2 separate regions of the Homo sapiens genome follow, and region 2 is linked to region 1. The links are chromatin loops, found by intact Hi-C in ENCODE. Cell type or tissue: heart left ventricle. All regions are shown on one strand. Each heading gives the region's core, and the rest is flanking DNA. Links, peaks and the distances in the headings are about the cores only. Region 1 holds the start of SNORA80A (small nucleolar RNA, H/ACA box 80A). Region 2 overlaps URB1 (URB1 ribosome biogenesis factor).

What was found. Peaks named below come from ENCODE experiments on the same cell type or tissue, not always from the same donor. Only the 100,000 strongest peaks of a DNase experiment are listed, where the experiment ranks them.
Region 2: a loop joins it to region 1, with 5 times the contacts of the local background. A loop is called at or near these places in 8 of 110 quality-filtered maps.

Annotation. Positions count from the first base shown.
Region 1 is chr21:32,367,060-32,382,756 of GRCh38, forward strand. It overlaps URB1 (URB1 ribosome biogenesis factor), which reads right to left. Exons shown (of 39, transcript NM_014825.3): 5 at 11,386-11,482; 6 at 8,339-8,424; 7 at 6,588-6,713; 8 at 5,448-5,572; 9 at 1,344-1,539. SNORA80A (small nucleolar RNA, H/ACA box 80A) reads right to left here and starts at 10,263; the gene lies at 10,128-10,263. RefSeq lists an enhancer at 15,069-15,697. In heart left ventricle, for the core only: no CTCF peak of the experiment used is centred there; a DNase peak (open chromatin) is centred at 12,075; H3K27ac peaks cover 1,558 bases.
Region 2 is chr21:32,319,658-32,335,790 of GRCh38, forward strand. It overlaps URB1 (URB1 ribosome biogenesis factor), which reads right to left. Exons shown (of 39, transcript NM_014825.3): 29 at 14,506-14,677; 30 at 13,660-13,762; 31 at 5,572-5,732; 32 at 4,834-4,945; 33 at 2,821-2,927; 34 at 2,144-2,287; 35 at 874-983. Among named protein-coding and RNA genes, the nearest start is that of MRAP-AS1, 19 kb to the left of the region's middle. RefSeq lists enhancers at 10,998-11,590, 14,683-15,882. In heart left ventricle, for the core only: no CTCF peak of the experiment used is centred there; no DNase peak of the experiment used is centred there; H3K27ac peaks cover 1,975 bases.

The DNA of each region.
Region 1 (15,697 bases), core at 7,385-15,384:
ACCAGTTCTTGCTGCACTTGACAGGCACCTGACAAATGATGTCAGGAAGGGATGTCAAGAAGCCATCTTCTCAAAGCTTCCTCACAACGCTTTGGGATAGGCACACTTTACATTAAAACAAAAATATATTCACAGATGACAAAATTGGACCTCAGTGAGGTTAGGTAATTTCCTTAAGGCCACATAGCTAGTAAGCAGCCAAGTAAGGACTCAACACTGGGCCTGCAAAAACCACACACTCACCCCTCCCCTATCCTACAAATCAGATGTTTCATCAGATGCAGCTCCTAGTAGGGGTGCTGGCCCCAGGACTGTCTGTACCAAAACAAGGGGTGGAGTACATCCTCCTCATCCCAAGGGTAAATGTGGAGACTGTGCGCATAGGCACTCAAGCAGAATAAAAGCTGGTTTTATAGATAATGCCAGGCCCAGGTAGAGGCACAAGAAACAATCCCAGGTATTTTACCACTAGGCAAACCATGAATCAGTGACAGAGAGTTCAAACAAGTCAGGCATTACTGCCAAAGAACAGTAGGTACCTCTACTTGTAAAATGGGCAGATGCTGACATTATGATCAAAAGGAAGGTAACGCACATCCACTTAAACCAGCAGACCAACGTTCCACAGCTTATTTCAAGTTGTTCTAATTGAAGCAGCAACCTTTAAAAACTATCCTACAAGTCAGACATTTCATTTTATTTTACTTTTTATGAGCCCAGATGGAGAAGAGATAATCGGGCAACTCATCAATCCCAGTCTAACTGTGCTGAGACTCAACAAGATTTCACTCTAAGCAAAATCTTGATGAACAGGATAAATTGGCTCAAAAGATTCTAAATAAACCTCAAATTCAGCTCAGTGAAAGGCAAAACGCTATAGAAGATAAGGACACCAAATTTACATGGTCTAAAATATCCCTTTTTATCCCTGAAAGGTCTTCATATTGTATAGTTTACCAGATGAGAATGTCTGCCTGTCCCCTAACTCCCTATGCCCCCCTACCTAGCTAACAGACTTATTTTTTTGAGATGGAGTCTCGCTCTGTCACCCAGGCTGGAGTGCAGTGGCGCGATCTCAGCTCACTGCAACCTCCGCCTCCCAGGTTCAAGTAATTCTCCTGTCTCAGGCTCCCAAGTACCTGGGATTACAGGCGCACACCACCACACCCAGTTAATTTTTGTATTTTTAGTAAGAGACAGGTTTCGTCACGTTGGCCAGGCTGGTCTCAAACTCCTGACCTCAGGTAATCCGCCTGCCTCGGCCTCCCGAAGTGCTGGGATTACAGGCATGAGCCACCACGCCCAGCTTAGCTAACAGACTTTTAAATATCATGTTTTTTTACCTTGTTTAGTAGTTTGATATTATTTAACCAAGTAGACTTCGCTCGTGGGATAAAGGAAAACGTTACTTCCTTGAAGTATTTGTTCAGTAAGTCCGGGCACACTTTGAGGATGTTTACCACAAGGTCAGCCACCAGATCATCATCAGCTGCAGTTTTCAAACCCAGCAAGAAGTGCAAGAGTGTCAGGTTTCCGCCTCTGTTAGAGAAAGACACATGGGGAGAGGTCAGCAGAAAATGGTCAAAGCACCCTGAGAGCTCATGGTGACGTGCAGCTCTGCAGAATTGCCCTCAGTGAACACAGCAATAACAACGTAGGGAATTTCCCCCAGGACGTAAAGTGGGGGTTCCGTGGCCTGGGGGTTCCAGCTCTCCACAGAGGGCTTCCCTCTCATCCTCTACTTCTGAGTGGCTGAAAAAGTCTCTGTCCTGCGATCTTTCTTCTTTCCTACTTCCCTCCCTTGAGTTCAATTTGCTTTCTAAAGAAAAGGAAGAAAACCATTCTCTCTCGCTCTACCTCAGCCACCTACCAGTCTGCCTAGAAGTCAAGGCTACTGAAAAGAAAGGACAAAACCAGCAGGGAGGAATCCATGCCCCAAATTTCATTTTGAGATTTTACTGACGTTCCTCCTCCAGCCACACACAAAAAAAGCACTATGTAGGGCTGGCTGTGGTACTCACAACTGTAATCCCAGCACTTTGGGAGGCCAAGGTGGGAGGATCACCTGAGGTCAGGAGTTCAAGACCTTGGCCTTGAACTATGTTGGCTTGGTCAACATAGTGAAACCCTATCTCTATTAAAAACACAAAAAAATTAGCCAGGCATGGTGGTGCCTGCCTATAGTCCTAGCTACTCAGGAGGCTGAGGCAGAAGAATTGCTTGAACCTGAGAGGTGGAGGTTGCAGTGAGCTGAGATTGCACCACTGCACTTCCAGCCTGGGTGACAGAGTAAGACTCCATCTGAAAAAAACAGCACTATGTAAATACATATGTGAGTGTGAGTGTAAAAAAATGCAGATAAGACATTTTTCTCTTGAAAGGGGGATTTGTTTTAATTTTTAAAATTTTTTATTATTTCTTCAGAGACAGGGTCTTGCTCTGTCACCCAGAATGCAGTGGCGTGACCATAGCTCACTGCAGCCTCGAATTCCTGGGTTCAAGTGACCCTCCTGCCTCAGCCTCCTGGGTAGCTGGGACTAGAGGTGCACACCACCACATCTGGAAATAAAGTTTTTTTTATACGAACTGCTCATGAGTTGCTGCATGGTCCAGAGCGCCATTAAATTATTTCTTGACAAGAAATCTGACAAGACAGCACGAGGTCTTTGCATGGACCTTCTGCCTTCCCTGTTTCTAGCTTATTTCAAATTCCTTCATTTTCATTTAGCAGATGAAAGAAGCTAGGATGTGGAAAAAATCTACCGTAGAAAAATACTGAAAAGTTATCTCAAAGTGGACAGTCTTCAAAGGTATGAAAAGATAATAAAAGCAGGTGAGCCCAGGACTTCAAGGCTGCAGTAACCTACGACTGTGCCACTGCCTTCCATCCTGAACAACAGAGCGAGTCTCCATCTCAAAAAAAAAAAAAAAAAAAAAGTAAGAAGCAGGAAAGTCTGCAGAGACTAAAACTTGCATAAAGGGAGTAAAATCCCAGGATCCACACAGCCAAAGCCCCAGGACACTAGGCTTCATCTGCTTCAAAGTCTTTTTAGAAAATATGCCCTTTCCTATCTGCTTGACCCTGTGAAGTCAAAACATCCAGAAAATCCTCAGACTCTGTCTCATGTGCACGACACAGTGATGGTTTCTAGGGTCCCCGGTGTCTCACATCCCCCTTATAAATTGAGTAAAACTACAATGCTATATGAGAGCTTTACATATAGTAAAAAAAGTTTTTTAAAAACCAAATTAGAAAGTATAATTTTGATCAGAAAAACTATCCTTTAAAAAAGGACATGAAAATATCCTTTCCTAATATGAAAATGTCATGAACAAAATAGTTTGTACTGTCAAATGAAAAGGATATTAAATCTACAAAGAGTGCTAAAAATACTACACATGCTTTATTTTAATCAACAACGTAATAAAATGGAGAGCATTAATATTTATGTAGTGCACAACACATGCCAGACACTGCTCTAAGCAGTTACCACCACGTCTCTGCGACAGGCACTACTTTTATTCCCACTTTATAGACAAGATAATGGAGGCAGAGAGGATGCCTAACCCAGTGAAGGTCTCAGAGCTAAGTTGGGATTGAAGCCCAGCTGTCTGCTCTGTTAACCTACACCAGCGACTGGCAAAGTAGGGCCCAGCACCTATCATTGTAATTTGATTGGGACACAGGTAAACCTACTTATTTACATCTATGGATGCTTTGCTGGCACAACTGAGTGGTCACAACAGACTGTGTAGGCTGCCAAGCCCAAAATACAATCTGGCCCTTTGTAGAAAAGTTTGCCAATCCTTGCTCTATGCTCTAACACCAGCTTTCAGTGAACACCTACTATGTGCCAGGCACTGTCCTAGGGACTGGAGGCCCATAATAGACCAGCGCCCGTTCTCACCACTTCTCACCAATCTGATAATGAACAAGCAAATAAATAAATCAGCAAATAAATGTATGAACAGTCAGAAGCCTAAGCCAGGCAAAAAGCACAGTGACAGTGGAGGGACTATTTCAGAAAGGGCTGTCCGGGAAGGCCTCCCTGAAGTGGTGAGGTCTGCACAGGAACCTGAATGAAATGAATGAGTGGGCCACGTGTCTACTGGGGAACAGGGAACGATGCAATTCAGTGTTCTCAAAGCTTTCTATCACCATCCACAAACAAATCTCCTTCCTTTCCCTTATGCACAAACACTTGTCTTTTGCCCATGGCTTCAAAATTCACATAAATCACAGCTTGCTGCAAAGAGACGCACACCCACAAGTTGATTCAATATGCTCATTAAATGCTCATCTATTTCATGGGCCTAGTTATGGAGGAAAAATGCTTTAAAAAGGGGGAACAATGCATGTGTTTTAAGCATGGTGTAATATTCTATTCGACTATAAAAGTCTGCTGTTATGTTTTGGCAGGAAAATGAGCTCATTCTTACTGATGAAAGAAAAAAGAAATGATGTGACAAGTTAAATCACAGTGACCTCAGAATCAAAACACGTCCAAAGTCATAAGCAGACAGAAAAACTCCCACCATGTTATTCCATTCTGAAGGAATCACCTGATTTCCTGACTGGCTGAAATTAGAAGTAAATCAAACTGCCTAAATCCTTGTGATATAATGCTAGGATAGAATAACAAGGATTAAACAATAAATCATTTACACATTTACAATGACAAGAAAACATGGCCAATATTTTTATTGTCAAGTGGGAAAAAAGCAGATAGGATGAACAGTAGTAAGCCATTTTTGTTATTAAAAAAAAAAATCACATAGACCTGTATTATACGATTACAAAAAGAAAGTCTTAAAGAATATGATCAAAACCAGTAGATTTGAACTTAATATGTTTCCTTACTGATGAAATGTTACCACAATTGTGAAATGTGAAACAAAATGTTAAAAAAAAAAACAATTTTGAAACCGTGACTCATGGGCAGCCTGTCAAGGAGAGGGAGGACTGTTTTAGTATCAGTTTGGAGCTGGACTTCCTGGATTCCAGTGCAACCTCTGCCATTTAACCAGTGTAAGTGTCTCGACCTCTCTAGAACTACTTTCTTCCTCTGCAAAGCTGGCATAACAATGGTACCTGCGTCAGGACTGCTGTGAGGCCCATGTCAGGGCCAACCCTCTCTGGCAAGGCAGACGCCTTTTCTGAGCTCCAGCTGACGAACACTGTCTTTAGGTAAACATCCGCAGCACCTCCCTGGGTGAAATATCCCATGACCTAACTAAGTGCTAATAGACAGCTACCCTCAGAACTGCCCCTGAGGACATGCAACAAGGAGAAGTTCTCTGGGACTACAACTGTTCAACCCTGAAACGAGTTAGATAATGTCCACAATTCTAGTTCTAACCTACTACAGTTCCACTAGACACTCACATATGTGGTGACTTCTGAGGAACATACACACCCTGGGGTCCACAAGAGTGTTATACTTTACCTGCCAAAGGTACCCAAAGATGCATCGTAAAAATTAATTCCATGCTTGAGTGAACAGCAAAGATCCATCAGGAAGTTATGAACAAGCTCCCGCACCATGGTTTTCCCTGCTTCTTCGGCAGAAACCTATGAAGATTTTTTAAAAATTCAATGAAAATCCCAAGCTCATACACTTTAGTAAGAGCTAGAGTAAAAACAAGGACAATATTAACTGCCGATGACAATTTAGAAAACATTTTAAATACTTGGTGTCATTCCAAACAATAAATGAAAACAACAACAAAAAGATACACCGATCAAGATAAAAGAATACTCTGAAGAGGGGCAAGTTTAAACCTGTATTTTTAAAAGCTTTAAAGTGATCTAATTTCTCTTGTTCATTTGAATAAAATTCCATATTTGGGAGTGTTTTTATGCAGCCTCTGAGGCTTGCTGGTCTAGAGCATACAAAAACATGTTCAAAACAAGAGGACCTGGGCAAGTCTCCAAGATAAAAGGAGGTGAAATATTAGGCTCTTGAGAGGTGAATTATTATAACGTTAACAGGAAGTCTGTGCCTTTACTACTCTGGCCAAGTCCATGTTCAGTAACACCCTGAAGAAAATTAAAATATACACTGGCATTGGGTCGATGTTAAGAGCAGCTGTTTCAATTTAGCACGAGTTAACTAGCACAAAATAAATTATATATGTCAGTAGGTGAGGCTCCTAGACATTCAGGATCCTGAGGTTAAAAACAAACAAACAAACAAAAAACACACAACAAGCCTTGAAACTCCAACAACTGGACATGAAAGAATGGAAGGATGGGAAGGCAGAGGTAAAGCAAGAGGAAAAGATGGCCGGGATGACCCTGCAGGTCTAACAGGCAAGTGCTGCAGGGAAAACTAAGATATGGCTCAGCCCAAGGAAATCATAGTTTTCTAATTAAAAAAAAAAATTATTAGCATGATTAAGAAATTAGGGGAAAAAAATCCTATTGCAGTTAGCAGAGGGTTAATACAACCATATAACCACAGTCAAAAGAAACAGATCAAATGAGGGGACTTCAAGTCTGGTGCGGTGTTGAGAATTCTCCCTCTCCCAACCCTGAGGATCAAATTCCAACAACGAGGTCAACGAAAACCAAAAAGTGTCTGCACCTTGACATTTTCTGGGTTCACATCGGTAATCCCATTCCAGTTGTACAGCGATGCTATGTGGTTCAATAACTGCCCCGTAAAGAAACGCACCTTCTGGGTTTTTGTGATATTTTTATTGTGAACTACCTGAAACAATAATAAAACAAATTATTAAAAAACAAATTATGAAAAAGTTCATGGAATTCAATTATTTTTTAAATGGTGCTTACTGTTTTCTCATCATTATAAAAATAATGCTTGCTAGTGGCAGAAAATTTGGTTTAAAAAAAGGAAAAACATAAAGGGAAATTCACCAATATTCCCAACCATCCTAGGATATCGTTACTATTTTGATATATTTCCTTTCAGTCACCACCCACACCCACACAATATACATGTGTATGTATTCATTATTTTTTGCCTGAGATTTTATTTATATATGATTACTTATGAAGCATAAGCCTTTTCCACGTCATTAAACATCCCTTTAGAACATTTTGGGGGGCTAAATACCATTCTATCCTATGAGTGGACCACAACTTATCTAACCATTCCCCTGGTGTTTACAATTAGTTGTTTCTAAATTCTGGCTATTCTCCATAAAGCTGTGATTAGCATCCTTGAACATAGTCTTCATTGCATCTGACTTTGGACTTGACACTGGTTCCTGCAAGTAGAATTGTGGCACAAATTCTCAGCTCCACCCAAACCTAACCCCAGAATCCCTATGGGTGTGGCCCAGGTATATATATTTCAGATACATTCCCCTAGAGGTTCTGATGCAACTCCCCCAGTTCAGAACAACCATACGTCACGGTCCATGAACATATTTAAGACCTCTGACACATCCTGTCAGAACTGTTATCTTCCATAGGGGATACAACACTTCCTCCTCAAGAAAGTATCTGATTCAAAGCATCCTTGCTAGCACTGAACACCATTGTTTTTAAAAGTCAATGCTATTTTAGTAGGCAAAAAAATCTGTATGTCATTATTTGCTTTACTTTAAATTAGGGTTTCTCAACCTCAGCTCTACTGACACTTGGGGCCAGGTAATTGTTATGGGGGCCATCCTGGGCATTACAGGATGTTCGGCAGCATCCCTGCTGTCTCCCCACTAGGCACCAGTTGTACCTCCCCAGTTGTGACAATGCAAAATGTCTTCAGAGATTGACAAATGTCCCGTAGAAGGCAAAATTGCCCCCATTTGAGAATCACTCTTTAAAATACTTCGAAAATAAAGTCCTTTCATGCTTATTAGCCATTTTCATGTGGACTCTGGACAACTTGTCATGTTGGGAGGGTCATAGTTTTTCTTACTGATGATTTAAAGTGTTTCTGTATTAAAGGCAGTGATCTTTTTAGCAAGTTTTAAAATATCAATAAGATGCTTGCAAAAGGCAGAATATGGAACATGACACAGAACAACATTTTGCTAGATATGTGAATGAAGTATTATTTATAATTTACAGCTCACAATGATTACTTTGGGTTGCTGTGAAATGTTGACCAGCAGCTTTTCTGCTGCTGTAATAAAACAGCAGCCATGTCTGGACATCACTGGCTGCTTCAGCTATTCTTTAACCTTCTAGTCCCAGGATATGCTCATCAACAAGAACAAGTTTCTGCTTAGGGAAGAGTTTTCCACTCAACCAATACAACAATCTATGTAAGATAAGATGTTGTAGCTCTACAGTCCTGTAAAACACCGGAGAATATCTCCATTCCCAAGGGAAAACAGACAACAGAAACGCGGATCACCAAGCACATACCTTTGTTTTCAGTGTGGATAATAAAATATTGATGGTAGAGATCCTATCTTCCTTTATCCCTGAGCTAAAAATGCAAGGAATAAATTCTGAAAGTAAAAGTTTCAAAGCATTAAATTCAAAAATATTTTGAAAATGAGAATAGACGAGAGAATATTACTGTTTAGGTGGTACAGCAAACAATGCCATTTACTTTTTCAAGTTTTTTTTTTTTAACTATACAAGTTTCCGGTAGAAATAACCACTTCCATGACATAAGAAATCAAGAAGCCAGGCAGAGTGGCTCATGCCTGTAAGCCCAGCACTACAGGAGGCCAAGGTGGGAGGATCCCTTGAGGCCAGGAGTTCAAGACCAGCCTGGGCAATATAGCAAGACCCTGTCTCCAAAAAAAAATTTAAAAATTAGCTGGGTATGGTGGTGCGCACCTGTAGTCTTACTGTAGTCTTAGGTACCTAAGAGGCTGAGGTGGCAGGATCACCAGTACCCAGGAGTTTGAGGTTGCAGTAAGCCATGATCGCACCACTGCACTCCAGCCTAGGCAACAGAGCAAGACGCTGTCTCCAAAAAAACAAAACAAAACAAAACAAAAAGGAAGAAAGAAAAGAAATCAAGAGCACCTACAAGCGAACCAATGACAGAACTTTTTAAGAAGTTCAGTAGGTCTTTAGTTCCATTTTACTTTTCTTTTCTCATATTAAAATTAACTAAATACTATTTGAAAGAGAATGTACGGTATAACAAACTAATACAATTTCTCTCTTGCTTAGACTTGCTGAGATGTGTTTAAAGAGATGGTCATGATTTTTTAAGTTGGCAGTAGAATTTTGGGTGATTTAGTTTGTTTACTTTTTGCTTTCTCTTCCTACTTTTCAATCCCCAAGGAAATGGCCACCAGAGCTTGACACTGTTATCATTATTAATGCAGTAGTGACAGTGGGCAGAAGCAGCAAAACAATTACAAATTTCCTTGCTCCACACATGCTTACTGGGCACACAGAATTTCTACAAAAGCAAATTCATTATTTGTGAAAAAGGAAAAATCAGAAAATACCAGACAAACCAAAAGAATAAGTCAAAGCTTCAGTACCGAGAAGTTAACACTGTTAACATCATCTGAGTTAACTATTACCCTTCTGATGTATTCATGCTACTCTATTTGAGTAAAATGAGATCATACTTTATAGTTTTATAGTTTACACCCAATCATATATCACTAAAAAACTTTGAAATCATTAAGTGCAGCATGTTTTTTTTCTTTTTGAGACAGGGCCTCCCTCTGTCCTCCAGGCTAGAGTGCAGTGGCGCAATCTCCACTTACTGCAGCCTTGACATCCCAGGCTCAAGCAATTCTCCCACCTCAGCTTCCCAAGTAGCTGAGACAACAGGTACACGCCAACACACCCAGCTAACTTTTGTTTTGTTTGTTTGTTTGTTTGTTTGTTTTGGTAGAGACAGAATCTCACTATGTTGTCCAGGATGGTCTCAAGAACTCCCGGGCTCAAGCAATCCTCCAGCCTCCAACTCCCAAAATGCTGGGATTACAGGTGTGAGCCACGACGGCCAGCCTCCAGAGTATTTTTAATCGCTGCATTCCATCTTATGACCAGTCCCCAATTTGCTCAGCCAATCCCTTACTGGTGGATAGTTAGAAGACCCATTTCCAGCTAATATAAATATTATTCCCTAACAAAACCTCTACTCACATCTTTAATTATTTCACTGGGATAAATGACTAGACATGGAATTGCAGGATCAAGTATCTTAAAAGTTTTTTTATCTTTTTTCTTTATCTATTGTGCAACCCACTTCAGTGCCAGCAGCCTACGGGAACAGAGGCCAGGCAATGGTTCAGGGCTACAGTTTGCTCTGGCATGGGGTACTATGAGAGGTCCAGGGGGACGGGCCCATCATAAATCCAAACCCATGCATAAGCACCTTAAAAGTTTTGATGTGTACAGCCAAACTTCCCAGCAGAAACATTAAACTGTAGTATGTTCCAGCCCCCTTCAACAGTGTAAATGGTACCAACTGTCACTGAATAAAAGGCCAGACAGCTGAAATGGCCCACGGGAATTTGAAGAAACTACTGGCCCTGGCAGCAGCAAGATATCCTGAACCTAGTGCCTGGTAACAAGTAGGAAAAAAAAAAATCTGTCCGCTGCATTATGCAGAGACCACATCTCCACTCTCATGCTGCTCCACCACAGCAGCAATAGAGCGCCCCACACAGACCAGGCTGACCACATACAGGGTGACCGCCACCTGCACTCTCCTCCTAAATCGTCCCGGCAGTCACGTTCCAGGGGCAGTCCAGATCTCCCATCCTGGGAGGGAGAAGAAGGGCTGGAGACCCAAACACCCTGAGTACAGCACCCTGCTACTCCTCCTCAATAACTCCCAGAGTTCCGGCCAGGACATGGGACTGCTCCTCACCTCCAGACAGGCCAGGATTCCAGGGAATCTTACCGAGCAACTGCCATGTGCTGAGCTAAGTGCTGCCATTTATCATCTTAGTGAATCTCTTGATAAAATGCAAGGGGCCCTGGCAGATTAAATGATGCCAAGCCTCACTCTAGGGACACAGCCACCAAAAGGTGGTCAAGTTGGAATTCTCTGAAGCCCTGTTACTGATGTTCTCGTAACACAGGTCTAAGCCACCAAAGAAACTAACTTTGTTTTTTAAAACGACATCTCCCAAGGAAATCCAGGTAGCCAAGGCTATGAGTCTGAGTAGGTTCCATAGCCATAAAGCCTCCTTTGTTTGCCCGACTCTGCCTCTCTGAAGTCTGCATTTATCCTCTGTGACGGCATTGTTCAGCATTCCAGACGGCATAACAGGAACAACTCTGTTCACTCTTGACCAGTGATATCAAAATGGTACTGACCAAGGCTTTGCACCCGCTCACCCACCTCCCTGCCCCACATCCTTCAATCTGGTGTACACAGCAACTGCAAAGGCTGCAGACTTTTTTTGAACTTGGAAGAAACGGTTTGCAGTAGGTTTTTCAAAACAAATGGGCTTTCCTAACGGACAAGGGAGTACACCTACCTTTCACTTCCAACACCTGCACTATAGTGCTGTCATCACCCGCAATTAAAAAGGAGAGAGCAAACTGAACGTAGGCCTGCCGAACGTCGTACACTCCCTAGAGGACAAAGGAGACCTACATGTCACATGCATATTCCACATACAGCCAAAGGAATCAGCAACACAGTGGCCAAGCACACCCCTCCCGTCTCAACATCACCAGCCCCCCAGCCTTGTCCCCAGTCACCAGGGGATGCAAGTCTGAAACCAATGCTCATTCTCCATGGAAAGTAAAAAATTTTTTCCGTTCTCTTTCCCCGGTAATCTTCTCTACTTTCCTTCTCTTTCAAGCCCTATTCTCAATACAAAAGTATGGGTAAAAAATAGTAGTGTTCCCTTCCCTGACTATAACACATACATTTTCGTTTCTTGGCCACTTTGGTGTAGAGCAAGACTCTCAGCCTGCCTAGATCCATCTCCTCTCGCTTGCTGATGAAAATAATCTATGTTTTTGAAAATCCAGAGATGATGAAATGGCTGGTACTGCTTTTGGTGAGACACCAATGTGGTGATGTCTGGTTTTTATGAGATATTATAAATAACTTATTAGCTCATACCACAAACCAAAGCACAGATGCTGTCACGTTACTAACCCTGTTAGGCCTTCCCAGGGTTGTAGCCAGCACTGTCCACATGCATCAGCCACCAACCAGGGCACTGGGCACGTTTGGGGAGGGCCCCAACACCGTGACAGCAGCCAGTGCCTCTAGGGAAGCCGCTGATCAGCTTCCCCTCCCAGTATCATTAAGACAAAGCTGTGTCACATCACTCCTCGTTTTGTATCTAAGGAACTCAAGGCATGTGGTCATGTCAGTCTCTCATCAGCTGTTCCAGAACTAGCAGGTGTGCCTGGATCCTCCATTGCTTACACCCAGCACTATTCTCTACTTCACAGTTACTCCAAAGATACCTTCATTCACTGCCAAGAAATAAGTTAATATCACAACAAGTCACTGCCCCAAAATGCCTGGGAAAATTAAGGAGTAATCTCTGCCTTCCAGATAGTTCTGTTCCACTTAGTAGTAGCAGGAGAGGTGGTGGCAGTAGTAGTGATGATGATGAGGAGGAGGAGGAGAACAATGTTTACAGAGCACTTACTATGTGCCAGGCACTGTATCAAATGCTGCACATCCGTGATCTCATTTACTCCTCATAACAGCCTGAGGGAGAGATGCCCACACCACACCCATTTTACAGATGAGAAAACTGAGGGTTCAAAAATTCAGCCGGACACGGTGGCTCATGCCTATAATCCCAGCACATTGGGAGGCCAAGGAGGGTGGATCACTTGAGGTTAGGAGTTCGAAACCAACCCGGCCAACATGGTGAAACCCTGTCTCTACTAAAAATACAAAAATTAGCTGGGTATGGTGGTAGGCGCCTATAATCCCAGCTACTCGGGAGGCTGAGACTTAAGCCCGGGAGGCAGAGGTTGCAGTGAGCAGAGATCACGCCACTGCACTCCAACCTGGGCGACAGAGCGAGACTCCATCTCAAAAAAAAAAAAAAATTTCACTCGAGGTCACACAGCTAATTAAGTACCAGAACTGAGATAAGAAGTAATTGTACAAACATACGACTTATGTTCAACTACAGAGAAGTTCTTCCTTCTTCACAAGATTCTGTGGCATTTTCCATTTTCATTTCACTTTTTCTCAGGGTGCAAGGACCATACTTGGCATCAGTTAGGTCTCTGTGCAAGTCTTTAATTAATTCCATCTTATTTTGTTGGGTCTATGTTTCTTCTGGAGAAAAGGAAGGCTATCCAACCCATGCTCCCTAATATGTGGATCAAGGCCTTGCACACTCATTACATTTATTGAGTTTATCCCCGTCCATGTCACACAGCATCTCAGCAAGACCTTATTACACCAATGTGAGTTTCTTCCAAAACTGAGACCTTCAAACTATCCTCTCTGTTCTGAGGACCTATCTGTGTGTCTCATCACAATAAGGAGTTTGCATCCAATGATCACTGGTGCTGAGAATGTGCAGCACTTCCATAGTGTCAGCAACACTCCAGTGCCTTAACCCACCAATTCAGTTTTTATGAAACACTCATTCCATTCAAGATGCCATCATCTCAGGCCAAGAGAGGGTGCAAAGTTTACCAAGATGTTGTCCCTGTCCTCAGGAAGCTTAAGCTGCTCCCAAGCCATCTCTATGCCTCATTGTTCAAATAAACATACCATCTAATTCAAGCAGTTAATTTTCTTGATCTACACACACCTTGTGTTCCAGATGAATGCTGGTAAAATGCTAAAACTTGCCTGGCAAAATTAAATTAAGTTCTGTCTTTTCCCTGCTAGTGGAAAGTTCCTGTGCTTTTATTTTGTGTCCACTGAAGTAACAGTACTGGGAGTCAGGGCCCTGGAATGCTGGTCCAGGTTTTCTGCCATTCTACATCTTTCTATCCTGCTGGTACACAGCAGAACTAGACCTCCTGTGGGTCCCTCCAGCAATGAATTTATAAATGAAAAGGGATTTAGTTATCACCTCCTGGCTTCCATCTTTTATATCCCAGACAACTCCAAATTTCACGTCCTGACATGATGGAGGAACTGGGTAAGATCCCCAGGACACAGCAGCTGCCCACTCTAGGCTCTAGGCTCTGCCACTGTCGTGGCCCCCTGGGGCTCCATCCTCTGTTTCCAGTCCTCTCCATCAAAGGCGTCCCACTCCTACTGCAAGTGGACCACATGCCTGCTCTTCATTCCCACCCTGTGACCTCACAGGGTTATTATTCCAGGAAGAAAACGTCCTGAACTCTTCAGGGCTTGTTCTGCAAAACACTGTCTAAAACAGACCAAAATACACTTGGTAAAACTGCTCTTTGGCACAGGATTTTAACAATGCTTTCTTTGGCTGGATGAATATTATCTATAACCCTCCTTCTTCATGACGCTTTAATAATTTCCTCCAAAATGTTAACATATATTCATTAAAAAAAAAAAAAAATCCCTGCCAGCACTTCAACAACTAAATAGCATTTAAAAAAAAAAAGCAGGGGATGGCATGAGGGAGAAAAACTCAAAGACGCAAAAGGGATCAAAGATATTTAAGAAACATATCAACCAAATGCAATGTGGACTTTGTTTGGATCCCGATCTGAATCACAAAGTGTAAAAACATTTTTGAGACGGAAAAAACCTGAGACCAAACTGAGTAATAGATGATAGTGAGAAATTATTAATGTGTTAGGCGTGATAATGGCACTGTGGTTTCTGTTCTTTAAAAGGTCTTTTTCTGTTAGAGTACATGCTGAAATATTTATAGTGAAATATGATTCACGTCTGGGATTTGCTATAATCGACTGCCCCAGAGGAAACTGAAAAGGTGGAGGGTGGGGACAGTGGCTGAAGCTGGACAGCTGGTACAGGGGTTCCTCACGCTGCTCTATTTTTAAATGTTCCTAACAGTTCCTTATTAAATGTAATGTCTCAACTCCATTTCCTATAACATATAAGATATCTAAGATACTTATTACAGATTACACAATGAAAGTAAAAACACTTTCAACTTGACTGTAACTCCCATTTTACAGATCCTGGAGAGGTAAAATAATGTGCCCTGAGACCCTGAGATGAAACGGCTTGTGTGTGGCCCTGCAGCCGGGCTTCAGGACGGGAAGCCCTTTCCCACGCTGTCTGGGCTCCTAAAGTCTATTTCACTTAGACGGCGGGGAGGGCTGAGATCAAAAGAGATGGGTGGGGAGGGCATCTGATGGATAATTATTGCCAGGCTTACTGCCAGGTAAGACCAAAGAACCGTGATATTTGCCCTCGTCTGCAAATAGCACACACATTCTTTTTATTAGAAACGTATTTAAATGTCAGGAGCCATTACTCATTGAATGGAATTTGTTGACACATGGATAAAGCATAGTATCTAAGAGACATTAAGACCTGGAATTTTTTTCCTTAGAGAATACCTTATTTGTAATTCCAGTAAAACCCTCAACACCAGGCCAATCTCACAGAGCCATAAAAGCTACTTGGTATTATCAACCCTTTAGTCCAATTCCCGGCAATGTAGAAACTCTTAGTTCCCAGGGATACTGACAGAACAAGGCAGCACACTGTTATAGAAGTGAATTATTCTAATGTGGTTCTCCACCGCAGCAGATGGGATGGACTGATACCTGTCCCCTTATTCTTTACGTTCAGGAAGAGGGTGACACTCTGGCCAGGGCTGTTCACAGCACTGAATTCCAGCAGGGGAGCTGATATGGCAACCAGAAGAGGCCCTACGACAGACAACCTGGAGCCAGCAC
Region 2 (16,133 bases), core at 3,050-11,049, 52 kb before region 1:
TGTTCATGACAACAACTCAATTTCTAAAACAAGACACTATAAGCCAGGAACATTAGCTAATTGTGCCTTTTATAAACCTGAAACAGTCTTGAAGTTGATGTCCAAATACACATTCTAATTTTGGATATTAATTTCTTCCCCCCACCCACTTTTTTTGTTGTTTGCAGATGTACTTGGATATATTAGTTTCTTTTAGAGAAATTTCAGGAAATGCTTTTAAAAAAATGCACAAAAGGGCCTGCATTCTCCCAGGCTTATTATAGTAGTTAGTTCTTTGTAAGACAGAGCCCTCCCGCCAAGTGCTGTCTGCTGTGACAGGGTCTTCATCTTTTCAGACAGTCTCAAACAGCAGGAGAATCAGGAATCACAATAAATCATCAAGTTCAGACCCCTGGTGCTGCTCCTCTAATGCGGGCTCATCACTGAGGACAGAGACCCTGCACTGACAGCAGAGCCCTGTCACCCGTCAGACCGGCCTTCCTGCAAGAGGGCTGCAGCTGCTAAAGCCTTAGAGAACAGGACATTCACTTCAGAGCACAGAAGGCTGCTGGGACACCGGGGAGGAGTCTGACCTGTGCAGAACAGAGCCAGACAGGCTGGCGGAGACTCTGCCAGATGTGAACAGCAGCTGGTGTCTGCTGTCCCATGGCAGACAAGAGACACTCAAGGAAAGGCTGTGAATGGAGGAAAGGCACTTTGGCACTGCCAGGAACGGGACTGCCAGGCATATGGTAGCATTGGAGGACACTGCATTTCAGAGAGCATGGATTTTACTGGACATTTCCAACCAACAACAGAGCTGGCAGCAGACGTCATCGTTTCTGTTCCTTTCCTTCCCACCTGACGCGCACCTCGCATGCAAAAGGTACTTACTTGCTTTCAAGGATGTGTAAAATCCATGTTAAAAGGCTATAGTCTCGTATGATTTCATACGCAGATCTGGCAACCTGGGCAGCATTCTGTAGAATTTCCAGAATCCAATTCTGAAAACCCCAAACAAGAAGTTACTCTTCAGTGAGAAAACCCACTTTACTTGATTAAAGAAACCGTTTTAAAAATTAATGGTATGGTGCCATTACAGGTGGTGGCTGCAAATGAAGCCTGCTTTGCTAAGTCCGTCAGAGCGGTGGCCATGTACGAACGTGCCCTTCCCTACAAGAGACAGCCAGAGGACACAGACTTCCACAGCAATCTCTGGGCCCGGGGATCCCCACTTCCGTTAATCCATCATCTGGAACCCACCCACAAGCAAAGATGCACCACAGAAGCCAAATGGCCCAGATGCGCAGCCACCGGCACAGGGAGTGCGTGAGGGCCCGCCTCCAGGCCAGCTGCTGGCCGCCAGCCACGAGCCATGCGGCCCTGTGTTTACCACCTGGAAGGGAGGACATAAAAATGGGATGGTCCCCTGACTTGTTCATGGGGTGCTTCAGAATTCTCACATGCCATAGAAAACAAAAAGTTACTATACTCAAATTCAGTTTATTCAAATGGGCTTCTTAATCTTGACTTACTCCTATTTACCCACATTTTACATATGAGAAACAAAAGCTGACTACGCTAGAAATTAATCAAAATACTAAAAGCTTTTCCTATTTCCTTCTACCACCTACCTGTAATATTTAGAAGGTACACACACCAGCTCTTGGTTCCTGACTGGCTAGGTGAGGCTGTCTGTTTCAACCTGACCCTTGCTTTCTAAATGAGTTCTGACAACCCCCAACTTCTGTAGTAGGTGGAATCCTGGTGATTCAAAAGTGCCTCAGAGTACCTCAGTCACTGACAGGGGGTTTCTAGACTTGTGACCACTCTGAAGGCTCATGATTACTGATCAGTACCCCCCACTGATGGCCTTCGTATATGCCAAGGGCCGTATACACAGTAGGAGGGTTGCAGTGAAGAGTATTTAGAGGACAAATGACACTGGGGGTCACAACACTGCAGCCTCAAGTGAATCCACCTGCTCTGCATGCAGGGAACAGGACAGGCGCTCTCAACATCTCACTTCCCCTAACTGAGAGCCAGGGTTAGGTCGGTCGTGTCCAGGCTGGGAACTGAATTCATACGGACTTGACTTCCAGATAAAATCTTAAGAAGGGGCACAGACCTCTCGCTCTCAAATAAGCTTGCGGAACCCATGTACCTGTGCTGCCTCGTCACACAGCGGGCTGTGGAAGAAGGACAGGATGATGTGGAAGATGCCACGCCGGGCACACAGTTCGTAGCACTGCTTGTCACGGATCCCCTGCCGCAGAACGCCAAACACCCACTTCTGCTCTGTTTTTTGCTATAACCCAGGCACACAAAAAACTGTTGTTAATAAGTGAAAGTCCTTTCATCTGACAACTGTTCAAACACCACTATTTTAAGTGGTGGCAAAAGTTGTAACACAGCAGCCCTGACCTCCATGTCTGATTATGAAAAATCCCTGATCTCATCTTTGATTCCATTTCTTCAGGTCAGAAATAGAGGATCGAGTCAAGTTTAAATACTGAAGTCAGATAAGTATTCTATAAAAGAATATTTAATATGAATATCTAAAAACAGAATTTAATATTTAACCCAGTGATTCACCAAGAAAATATGAGAATGTCGTAAAACTCAGGACTCTGAAGCAGAGTTTTTAAGGTTTGAGGCGCCATGTAGAAGTGAGCCAACAGCACGGAGACATTCCGAAGTGCAGGCCTGCGTGGCCACCGACTGCACAATCGTGTTGGCCGTGCAGCATACAGGATCCATGGGGAAATGTCAGAATGACAACGGTGGCTGCATCATCAATTCAGGGGCCTGCAGAAAGCCGTGAGGACTCTGGAAGCATACCTCAAAGTCGGAGCTGTAGAAGAACTGGTAGAAGCCTGGCACTTTGTCCATGTTCAAGTACTCATGCGACAGCAGGAAGTTGCTGACCTTCAGGTACATGTGCTCCTCTGAGAACACAGGCAGTCAGTCAGTCATGGCAGGCCCCAGCAGGACGCCCCCTGGTCTGGCAGCACTAAGAGGCAGGCATTCTGGGTATCAGACATAAATCCCCTCCCAGGAACTTTTGTGTCCTGACCCAGAGGACTGGCTCTTGAGAATGAGAACAGAATTCAACACGTCAGCTCCATACCACACATGGGCTTGCTCTCCTAGCTCTGAAACCACTGCTGGATGTTGAGTCCTTCAGGGACCTCGCACCCTCCGCCTCCCCAGCTACCGTCCTACAGCACAGGCTTCAAACCAGCCGGTGGGAAGGGTGGGACTTGGTCACACATCCCACAGATCAGGGCTGACACCACACCCACCCGCTGCACCTGCCTCTAGCTTCTAACTGAAAGGAACCGTCACAGCGGGGGAGGCTCAGACACTACTGAGTGCCTCTGGAATGCAGCAACGCAGAGGGCAACGGACACCCTAGCTCCTGCTACCTCCTATCCTTGGATCACCAATGAGTCTACCCCATGACCATGCTGCCCTGCACACGCTCCACCCCGACATGAGCACCGGTGTGGGACACAGCCACACCCAGGACCAAAACCATCATGGTCTCTGCCAATTATTTTCTTCCCCTTCCAAATCTCCAAGGCAAGTAAATCCATGGAATAAAATGAAATGGGAGCAGATGAAAATGAGATCTGAATTCTAATAGCAACTTGACTGTGAACTAACTGTGGGGCCTTGACAAGCTATCTACCCTTGGGAGCCTCAGTTAGTGAGTATGGGGGATACAGGTGGAAACAGCACCCTGTGGTCCCTGATGGTACCAACTTTCTATGATTTTTCTCTCAATAACCAAAAAAAGTCTTAGAATGAGCTAACTTCTAGTCACACTATCTTAGCAGTGGTACCCCCATTCCTGTAACAAAAAGGAGCCTTGTTCTAACAGCGTGGATTACACATGTGCAGTACTCACATACCAAAAGCTTTGTAGCTAAGGACCCGTGAGCCTAAGCATGAATCAATGATGAATAATGGCGGTGATGGTGACGGCAGCTATCACTGATGAGTTTTTACTGTGCCAGGCACTTACATGTGTGTTAGTGTGCGTGATCTAGGCCAGGCATGGTGGCTCACACCTGTAATCCCAGCACTTTGGGAGGCTGAAGCAGGAGGATCGCTTGAGCCCAGGAGTTTGAGACCAGTCTGGGCAACATAATGAAACTCTGTCTCTACAAAAAATTAGCCAGGCGTGGTGGCATTCGCTGTAGTCCCAGCTACTCGGGAGGCTGAGGTAAGAGATTACCTGAGCCTGGGAGGTCGAGGTTGCAGTGAGCCGAGATCATGCCACTGCACTCCAGCCTGGGTGACAGTGCCAGACCGTGTCTCCAAAAAACAAAAAAAGTGTGTGATCCTCATCACCCTCACAGCAATGCTAGAGGCAGTGAGTCCGATCATCACCCCATCTTAGAGGAGGAAACGGGCATGGGGAAGTCCAGGACCGTCTGGCTGTGTCCACGCTTTCAGCCCCTGGGTTCCAATCCCTATGATGTGATTGGCCCACATTTTAACTTCAGTTTTATTTGCTCTCACCACAGTTTCCTATAACTACAAGCGAATATGAATATATACTCTTTCCCTCCATTATAAATACTGTTCTGCACTTTGCTTTGCCATCTACTTTTTTCTGGATTTCACCCCCCAGGGGTCCATGACGAGCTTCCTCATAGCCATCACCTATTTACTGTCCAGAGCTGATGGGGACTTCGGTGGCTCCTCATCTTCCACAATCATGAGCACGGAGTGGCCTTGAACACAGATGTGTGACCCACTATACCTGTGGGACTAATCCCTAGAAGTAGACTTGCTCAGCTTCAGCTTTTCAATTTCCCCTCAACCTAATTATGTCAGTGGTACCTGGTTTCAAAATCTGCAGGGCTGCTTTGGCAATGAAGAGAGCCAAGGTAAAAGTAAGTCTCATGTCCTGAGTTCGAATCCCATTCCGGACTACATCCAACAGGTAAAGTAGCTTGAAAACAGAACAGAAAAGGAAAATGTAAGATGAGCGTGTTCAGAGCTATGGTCAGTCCTCTCTGGTGCAGCCGAACCAGGGCTCGGCAGGGTGTGCCTGCTTCTCATATCCCAGGGGCCACTGAAGACGAAGCTCACAGGAGCAGACACACTACTTGCCAGCATCTCCGGAACGCTTTTCGTTTTTATTTTAGGAGTCAGTCAGGTGCACAACAGCAGAGAGAAGTCTGGCACCATGCCCTGAAAATCTAATCTGCTCTTGTTCCTCCAGCACCATGGGGTACAGGTTTCTAAGGTTCAGTGTGTCGTGGATAATAGCCACCTTAACCACTGAGTTTAGACCAAAGAAATACTCAGTAGAAGTCATATAATTTTGTCTACACACAACACAAGAAAGCCTGTAAGGAGAAACCTTTCTCAACCTCCACGGGGGGTTGTGGATCAAAGGCGACCTCCGGGATCACCTCCTAAGGGAACAGACTTTTGCTCTTCAGCAGAGATCTCCCGGCAACATGCCACCTCCGTGTTCCCTAGTAAATCCTTCTACCAAACCGGGTGGACAGCCAGCTCTCTGAAGTCCGCCAGGCCCACCCCCACAGTAGGATGTACGCTCTTCCTACTTACCTGGGACTGCTCTTGGAACCGTGCGCCCTCCAAGTGCGAGTAGTAGGCCGCCAGGACATGGTAGGCTATGGCTCGCATCTGGGGGTCATAGCTGCTGAGGGCTGTGACAGTTAGGCCCAGAGCATTTGAATCCAAAAATTTTCGACAATCCACCACAAACTCTGCAGGAAATGAAATACAGCATGAAACACACACAATATGATTTTATTATTCTTGTTAACCTGGAGAATTAAATTTCCTCTTGTGTCTTACCAATAGCTACATGTGCCAAGCACAAGGAATGCAAGTCTCTCTCCAACTCCTCCTAACTTCTGCTGAAGTTAGACAAAAAAACCTCTTCCTTTATGTGGCAATAATGACCATACCTTCAGTTTCTAAAATGCTCATACATCCCAACCAGGATAATTTCATTATTTCTCATAAACACCCAATGAGTCAGGATATTGGAGGTGACACTGAGACCCACTGCGGAGACCCCAGCATGCCAGAGGCCTGGGGAACACAACTGGGAATCAGCAGAGAAAATCAGTCCCCAGCTTCCACCTTGCTCAGCCCTCCACCGCGGGCGCCTGTCTATAAGCATCACCGAGGAAAGCACACACAGCAGTGAAAGCAGGAAAAGGCAGCTGATGCCAACCAGCCCGACAAAGGACTCACTCACACCCACTCTGCAACCCTAGCTCTTCCTTCAAATAAACAACACAAGTCTCACAGAAAAGTGGCTCATCAAGCTTAAGCAAAAGCTACGGTCCAGAGAGCCTGTTGGCTGGTATCCATTTGCCATTTGTGAGGCCGAGAGAAGCTGACAATCACTAGAGGAGAGGAGAAGACTCACAGAGAGAGGGAGAAGGTCAGACACATGAGGGGATGCGCCTTACCACAACCTAGAGGGCTCTTCACTAACGAAACTGAGGACACCTTCCCACTCCTTAATAAAAACCCAGGCTATTCTACAAGATAAATACTGTCAAGAAGAACCTTAGAATAGGAATTAATTATTAATGATTAAACTGATCATGATAATTATCCACAATGATGTTCTCGAGATAGAGTGACCAGTGGCCTAATTGGGAACCAAACACAAGCCAACTGAAATGACTACTCCAAATGAGTAATCATGGAATATAACATCAATAAGAGATAGTCCATTGATGACATTTTTAAAAGTTAAAGAAAGATAAAGCATTTTAAGCAGGGACACAGAAGATACAAAAACCCAAAACCAAGCTTCTAGAGATGAAAACTAAAATATCTGAGCTGAAAAATGCATTGGATGGTGAAATGGTTTGGATTTGTGGCCCTACCCAAATCTCATGTTGAATTACAAACCCCCATGTTGGAGGTGGGGACTCCGGTGGGAGGTGATTGGATCTCGGGGCAGATTTCCCCTTGCTGTTCTCATGCTAGTGAGTTCTCACAAGAGCTGGTTGTTTAGAAGCGTGTGGCACTGCCCCACTTCCTCCTGCTCTGGCATGTAAGATGTGCCTGCTTTCCCTTTGCCTTCTACCATAATTGAAAGTTTCCTGAGGCCTCCCCAGCCATGCTTCCTACACAGACTATGAAACCATGAGTCAATTAAACCTCTTTTCTTGATCAATTATCCAGTCTCGGGTTCTTTATACCAGTGCAAGAATGGACCAATAGAGATGGGATTATCAGTGATTAGACACTAGACCAAAAAGGATTAGCGAACTTAAGACAGCAATAGAAACTATCCAAGCTGAAAACACAGAGAGGAAAAATATGAACAGAACATCAGTGTCCTGTGGGTATGTGTAATAGGGGGTCCCTGAAAAAAATCCGAAGAAATAATGGCCAAAACTTTTTGAAATCTGACCAAAAAAAACTATAAACCTAGACAGCCAAGAAACTCAAAACATAAAACATTAAGAATATCATGCAAGCATCATCACAAATAAAGCATATATATTTATATATAAAAGAAAATCACACGAAAGCACATTGTGATCAAATTGTTTGACACCAGTGATTTAAAAAAAATCTTAAGAGCAGCCACATGACATACAGAAGAATGAAGATAAGAATGGCAGATTTCTTGTCAGAAATAACTCAATTCAGAAACCAGAGGAGCAACTTCTTTAAAGTACTGTAAGAAAAAAAACTGTCAACCTTGAATTTTATACCCCATCAAAATCTTTCAAAAGTTAAGACTTTTTTCAGACACAAAAAAGCTAAAACAATTGGTCACCAGTATCAAAATCTTTCAAAAGTTAAGACTTTTTTCAGACACAAAAAAGCTAAAACAATTGGTCACCAGTAGACTTGAACAATAAGAATTCTTAAAGGAAGTATTTTAGGAAGAAGAAAAATGATACCAGATAGAAATCTAGATCTACACAAAGGAATGGTAACAATATGGCAAATATCAAATATTTACACTTCTTTTAGAAATAATGACAATTTGAAGCAAAAACAACACTATATTGTAGGGTTTATAGCATACTGAAATGTAATGCATGACAAGAATAGCAGAAAAGCCAGAAGGGAGGAAATGGATCTATACTGTTACAAGGTCCTTATACTATACATGAAGTGGTATCATCTCACTTGAAGATAAACTATAATAGATTGAAGATGTGTACTATAAACCCTAAAGCAACCAGTAAAAATATGCATGCATGCACTCATACACATACAAAAGTTGCAGGTAAAAGTCAACAAGAGATAAAATAGAGTCAGATCAATAATCACATTAAATATAAATGATGTATGCACTCCAAAATAAAAGGCAGAGATGGTCAGATTAGATAAAAAGCAGAACCTAGGTACATGCTGCCTTCAAGAAACCCATTTTCAATATCAAGACATAGACTAAAAGTGAAAGGATGAAAAGAGCATAGTCAGATGACTCTTGGGCATAGCAGTTTAGGAACAAAATTTTCTAATTCTCTTATCTCTACTTTTTTAAAGCCAGAGTCTCCTTTGTCGCCCAGGCTGGAGTGCAGTGGCACAATCTTGGCTCACTGTAACCTCCACCTTACGGGTGCAAGCGATTCTTGTGCCTCAGCCTCCTGAGTAGCTAGGACTACAGGCATGTGCCACCATGCCCAGCTAATTTTCTTATTTTTAGTAGAGACGGGGTTTCACCATGTTGGCCAGGCTGGTTTCAAACTCCTGGCCTCAAGTGATCAGCTCGCCTTGGCCTCCCAAAGTGCTGGGATTACAGGAATGAGTCACCGTGCCCAGCCTAATTTTCTTATTTCTCACAAGTGACTGTTTTTGATAAGAGGGAAAAAGAAATCCAAAAGCTTTAAAAGCACCAAACTAGATACAATTATATTGTTTTACAAAAGATGGAAGAAATGTGTTTAAGAGACACCTACATAAGTACATAACAAATATAGGTAAATGGAATACATTTGGGAAAGAGAAAAGTCTAAACATTTAGTTTATACTCACTAAAAGCAGCTAATACTCAGCTGGCTGGGATATTTTTAGTAATCACTGACATTCTAAGACAAATGGATTTTCCACGTGTCCATGAGGAAAAGTCAGTTTCCTGTTTTGTGCTCATCTCTGCTACTCTATGAAAATCTTGGCTTTGTAACACTTATGGAAAAGAGCCGCCCTCAGAATGCTGAAAACATGATAGGCTATTTAAAAATAGTTATAAATGCCATTCTCTTTGTTTCAAGAACCTCATGAATAGCAACGTGGCCTTAACAGACCTTCAGATCAAAATGGCTTAACCAGGACAGTTATCAAGGATTAAAATTAAAACTGCCCCAGAACTGGGTGTAATGGCTCACCCAGCCTCCCAAGGTGCTGTAATCCCCCAGCAACTTGGGAGGCTGAGGTGGGAGGATTACTTGGGGCCAGGAGTTCCCCTGGCAACATAGAGAGATACAGTCTCTACCAAAAAAAAAAAATTAGCTAGGCATGGTGGTGCACATTTGCAGTCCTAGCTACTCAGGAGGCTGAGGCAGGAGGACGGCTTGAACAGGAGTTTGGGTATACAGTGAGCCATGATCATGCCACTGCACTCCAACCTAGGTGACAGAGTGAGACCCTGACTCTTAAAAAAAAATGTGCCCCAGTATTAGTGGGCTTCAGTAGCAGTGTAACTGCTGTTGGAGCATCAGAAATCTTCCTTACACCTCTTTTTACATAATATCCCCCAGAGGCACCCCAATAGGCTAGACTCATCACAGTGAGAAGAGTCAGAGGAGCCTGCGTGCTCTGGTCATCTAGTGATGAGGCTCAGAGAATTGCAAATGGGGCTTCCTGTTCTGGCTGCCTTGTGGCATGTGTGAATTATGAGCTGTAGATTTCAGCCCAGTTCTGTTGAGGACAAGAGTTTGCTGTGGAAAAAGCATTTGTCACTGCCATTGCTAACAGCCTTGGCTGGCCCTGTTTCTTGGCCAAGGACTCAAAGAAGGGAAGGAATAAGGTTAAGAAAATAGGTTCCCATTTCCAGCAAAGGGCTGAAAACGGAGCAGTGGGACTGTAATTACTCTCAAGACTGGCAGCCACATATAAAAATTAATTGGATGCTCAATTTAGGATTGCAGTTAGTTTAGCAATATCTGGACCCAGATGCCACCGCAGGAAGTAAAAACATACAGTTGAGAACTTCTGCTACACTCTGCATAGCTGAATCTCACAAATGTAACATGGGATAGATGCAGCTTGGCAGCAAAGATTACATCATGTGTATCGCCATTTACATGAAGTTCAAATACAGGATGCTGGCCCCTTCTAGGGAGGAAGGGGCTTGAGGAGCTGCTTACTGTTCTATGCCCTGATCTCACTGGTGGTGTCACCACTACTGACTTTTCTATGTGTCACACTTCAACTATTTTAGTGCCAGGAATTTGCCTCTTCCAATGAATGAGTGTGCTTCCTTTCAGCAGTCAATGAAATCTGTTTAAAAACCAGGCCTCCATCTTTCGTTTGGGATGACAAGATGCTCAGAGCAACATCTAAGAAATGTACTTTTTGGGGAGTGTTTTTTTTTTTTTTTTTTTTTTTGGGTATATCCATTTCCCTCTCCACCTGTATGCCTTTTGAAATGTTCTACTTTGATATGAATTTTTCGTGTAAATTTTTGACTATTGCAATTCCTTTTCAAATTGGGATAGGCAAGCTCTGCAAATTTTTCTACCTGTATTAAACCAATAAAACTTAAATAGTCGTATTTGGAAATTTAAGGTAAGGAAACTGGTACCTGGTACATTTTCCTAATTTGAAAGACCATTTACTAATGACAGCTCTTCAAAAAAGTCCTCCCAGACCAAGGGAAAAAAAAAAAAAAAGCACAGTACTCAAGATTTCATGAAAATTAACATCCTGATTTTGCTATTAAACTTTTTCCAAGCCTTTTTCTCCTGAAAGCTCTATCTGTTATAATTCACTAAAGTTAAAAGGTCCAGTAGTCTTGCATTTTTTTAGAGTATGGAAACTTTATTTCCATGTTTGATGAGTAACAGATTTAGCAGCACCACTGAGGCACAGGGGAAATCAGAAGAGCTTCCTGGCCACTGACTAGGAGATCTGCTGCAGTTAGCCTGCTGCTTAAAATCGCCATCAGGGCAATTAAGATATCCATTTGCTATTACCGTAATCTGACATTTGTATGAAATGCCCCCTGCTCTCTTGCAAACAAAATCCAGCTTCAGCAACAGAGCACAGTGCTCACCATGGGGAGCTAGAGCCAACACAAAGGCCTATTGATGGGAAGATCTCTATGATATCCTAGCCTCTTTGATCTTTTTAAAAGGGATACAAAGGGCACTGATAGAGGATTGGCAAATCTATTCAGAAGTAGGAGCATTTGTTGAGAAAATAAAATTTCAAGTTTAAAAAGGAGGAAAACAGGATGAATAGTGGAACAATGTCTCCCCAGTGCACCTAAATCTCCCCAGTTGTGAAGTCTGGGAGTCCATTCAGGGATCACGCGAACCAGCACAGAAGCAAAATGTGTGCCGCCACACCCCCAGCACACCCCACTGGAATCTCAAGCTGGACCTAGGAAAACATGAGGAACTGCAACAGTTCTCCCTCTAGAATGAGGAAACTGTGGCCAGAGGTAGGGCAGGAAGTGCATTTTCCCTGTATACCCTTCAGCACCTGCTGAATTTCAAACTGTGAATGTATTACCTAATGTTAAAAATTAATGAACTTAGACTTCCCAATTCTGGCAAGATGGAGTAGACATGCTTTTTCCTATTCTTCCTATCAAGTAGAACTAAAAATACTGAGCATCATATGTAGAACAAATATAAGATGATTCTGGAAGGTAGAAAGAAAGCAGACCAGTCAGAGACCTTGAGACCCAAAGAACAAGGGAGTGCGTTCCTGGGTTGTCTTCTTGCCTCATTTGTCCTAGACTTAGAACTCAAGTCAGCAACCTGGAAACATCGACAGGCTCTCACACACACAAAGGCCGGAACAAAAGCCTGTTCTCTCTAACAAAAAAGAATGGAAAAAGGGCTGCCTAGCAAGACAGAAAACTGTGAGCCAAGAGCGGCGATACTTCAGCCAAACACTTCACTGTGCCCCACTCCCAGCCACACCAGCAAAGGTGGAGCCTAGACTCCCACCCCTGCCAGGCTGGAAAGAGGAGCCCCAAATCCCCTGTTGGGGTGGCATGAGAGAAGGCCAAGTAGGGAGGCAGGATGTTCCTCTCCTGGGCAGTGACAGTACACTCCTCCTGCCCCCACTGGGGTGTCAGAGGAAGCCTAGCAGAGAGTAAGGACTTTCAGCATGCCCAGCAGTGACTGGGCAGCCCCCACTTCTACCTGTCCCCGCCAGGAAAGACCTGCAGAGGCCCAGTGAGCAGCTGGGACCCCCATCTCAACCAACAGTCACAAGCGGGACAGATGGACTTTTCAACACACAGAGGCTGTAACAACTGACAACAACAGGTGAAGCAGTATGAATCCAGACCTGGACATCACACCTCACAGAAAAGTGAGCTCAAAACAGATCACGGGCTTAAATTTAAAGAGTAAAACTAGAAACTTTTAGATAGAAACATAAGAAAAATTCCTCAGGATCTAGGAGTAGACAGAGTTCTTAGATGCCAAGAGCATGATCCGTAAAAGGAAAAACTGACCAAATGGGCTTCATCAAAATTAAAAGCTTTTGCTCTGTGAAAGAACTTGTTAAAAGGATTAAAAGATAAGCTACGGATTGTTAGATATTTGCAAACCACAAATCCTTCCAAGGACTAGTATCTGGAATATATAAAGAACACTCAAAACTCAATAGTTGAAAAAAGAAAGACAAAAAAAAAAAAAATCCCCAAACTCAAGTTAAAAAAACAAAAGACAAAAAAAAAAAAAAAATCCCCAAACTCAAGTTAAAAAAACAAAAGACAAAAAAAAAAAAAAATCCCCAAACTCAATAGTTAAAAAAACAAAAAACAAAAAATCCCATTAGAAAATGGGCAAAAGACATGAACAGACATTTCACCAAAGAGGATGTGCAGATAGCAAATAAGCCACAGGATGTTCAACATCATTAGCCATTAGAAAAATGCAAATTCAAGCCACAATGAGCTATCCCTGCACACTGTCAGAATGCTCCCAACCAAGAGACCTGACCAGCCTGGGAAGATCAATCTCAGTGTTTCTCAATGTGCGTTACATGGAAGTGTTTCTTTCTCTCCCCACAACCCATTCACCCACAAGGACTCCCACTCTGAGGCTACTAGACACAAAACATAATTTCCAAAATGTACTTAAGCCAAGAAAAAGGCAACCTCAGCAGGCTGACCCATTATCAGGACTAAAATCTCTCATTTCTGTTGGTATTTGACCAGTAACTAATAAAAATGCAGAAAATGTTCATCATTAGGAATTAGGAAAACATCAAAGACAATTGGACATTTCCAGATTTTAAAATTACAATTTTTTTTTTTAAATCACTGTATGTTCAAAATACTAACTGTGACTTTGCTGAAAATCACTGGAATGAACAGATGAGGATGGCTGAAGATCCTTTAAGAATTATTTCCAAGATTCAGGTCCTCATGTGGTAATTATGGCAATAATTACCATAATCAACCTGACCTCTGAGAAGTCATGCATAGCAAGCCCTGACCCAAGAGAAGACTGCAGTTACCTGGCCTGGTCAGCTCACTGAAGAGCTGAAGGAGAAAGCAGGGGTCATAGAGGCCATCAAGATCCACCCTGCTTTTGTCTTTGAATATCAGCTCCTGTGTGTCCTGAAAGAGCCAAAATCAACAAAAACGTGTGATTCAACCTCACAAAGGTAATACAGGTTGAGTATCTCTTATCTGAAACACCTGGGATCAGAAATGTTTCAGATTTTGGAATATTTGCATACATAATGAGATATCTTGGGGATGGGAGCCAAGTTTAAACACACAAATCATTTATGTTTCATATGCACGTAATATACATAGCATGCAGGTAACTTTATACAGGAATTTAAGATAATTTTGTGCATGAAAGAAAGTCTCTGTACACTGACCCTCAGGAAAGCAAAGGCGTCTCTATCTCATGTTAGTGCTCAAAAAGCTTCAAATTTTGGAACATTTCAGATTTGGGATTTTCAGATTAGAGATTCTCAACCTGTATGGCATAACTGTTTACCCTCTACTGCCAGAGCTCAAATTATTTTGAATATTTAAGGGCATAAAGCAAAGTGCTTGTGTAAAAAGCAGTGCTTGTACATGAAATGATAGGATCCTTGGGATGTGCTGCAACATAATCTCCTTGGGGGCAGGGGAACAGAGTGGTATAAACAGAACAAGCGTGGCCAGTGCAGATCATTGTTGCAGCTGGGCGGTGGGCTTATGAGGGTCTGGTCTCTATACCTTTATATATGATAAGATTCTTACTTAATAAAAAGGTAAATAACAAGAAAAACGAAGCTGAGGGTGCAGATGGAGCCCCTGAGGCTGGGGTGAAGGGGTGGGTAGGGACAGAACAGCAGCAGCCCAACCTCGGGGGGCAGCAGCCTCCGGTTCTGGGGGAAGTGCAGGATGGTCTGCATCATCCGGTCCCGGTCCAGCAGGCGAAGGATGTCCCCGACACTCGGCTGCTGCCACAGTGACCTGCCCAGGCTCCGGCACGTCTTGTGATGCTCCACGGCCGCTGGGCCCCACAGCAGCACCCTAGAGCCAGAAAAGGGAAAAGAGACTGGTCACAGAGCCCCCCGGGAACAGAATTAATCATGATAACAACAACAGGTAGCAGTTGTCAGGCTGCCAGTTCACACCAGGTGCTGTTCTGAGCATGCGACGTGTTATATCACTCAATCCCATCACAGCTTACGAAGTGGGTGGTGGTGATGGTGAGGCTGAGGGTGGGTGACAGTGTCAGTGATGACGACAGAAGCTGGTGTCTACTCAGCTGGCCCTATTCTAAGCCCTTCATGTAGATCAATTCACTCAATCTGCACAACATCTCCATCAGGTGGGTACTATTATTATACCCCTTGTGCAAATGGGGGAAAGAGGTGCGGAGAGGATTAAGCAAGTTGCTCAGCTGCTCACCTGCTCAGATGGTATGTTGCAGGGCTGGGATTCAGACTCAGGAAGTCTGGCTCCTGAGTCCATGCTAGAACATAGCGGCAGAATTCTGATCTCTCACTGCTCACATGTGGCCACGAGTGAACCAGGTCTGCCTACACAAGCCTTTCGGCTAAGCCCACCATGTGTGTGCTATGGACAACCTTCATACCTCAACCGCCACCACAGCTGTCAGAGGCCACCTTGCCTTCCTTCCTCCTAGAAAATGACTCCAGCCTAGCACTTCCCCCAACTCTCCTCCTCCCTCCCCCATCCACTGCCCTGCTGCTGCCCCGCTGCTGCCAGGCCGCTCCCCAGAGCCCAGCTGTGACGAGGAATGCTTCCCTGCTGTCTCCCAGATGGAATGGAAATGCTTCCATCTGGTACTTTCACCCTCCACTGGCAATCCACGTGGCCTTCCCATTGCCTGTTTCCCTGCACACATCCAATGACCCCGATAAGCCGGGCTACTCACCCTTTCCCCAAATGTCCTGAGTTTCCACTCCTGCATGCTGTTTCCTCCTCCTGCTGCCCCAGGCCCCTCTGCCCACCTCACCTCAATTAAATCCCTCTGACTCGCCAAATGCCAACCCTGGCACGAATCGGTCTTGAGCACATAGGGCCTGGCTCTTGGTGCTCCTGTAAGAGCTGGTTTATATCACGGGGCGTGAGTCAGCTGCCACTTTAAAAATGTCTAAATTTCTCACAGTCTGTTACCCTCAGCAGATGGGAAGACTGTATCTCATTCCCATAGGTTTTCCTGAGAGCACCAAGCCCAGCGCCTCCAGGCAATCAAGGAACATTATCTATAGAGCTAAATACTTCTAAACAAAATTCTTCTAAATACAGGTTCGCTTCTGTGCAAGTCGACAACAGTCACTAATGTCAGAAAAGGAAAGAATCATCCTTTCAGGAATGCTCGCTGTTCACCCCAGTTTCTGGCAGGCAGAGAGCCCATGCGCCAGGCACACCCGGCAGACTGCCCATCACAGACCGGCGGGAGAGCCGCCACGTAGCGTCCAGGATCCCCAGCTCAGCTCCCCGAGCTCAGGCCTGCTCC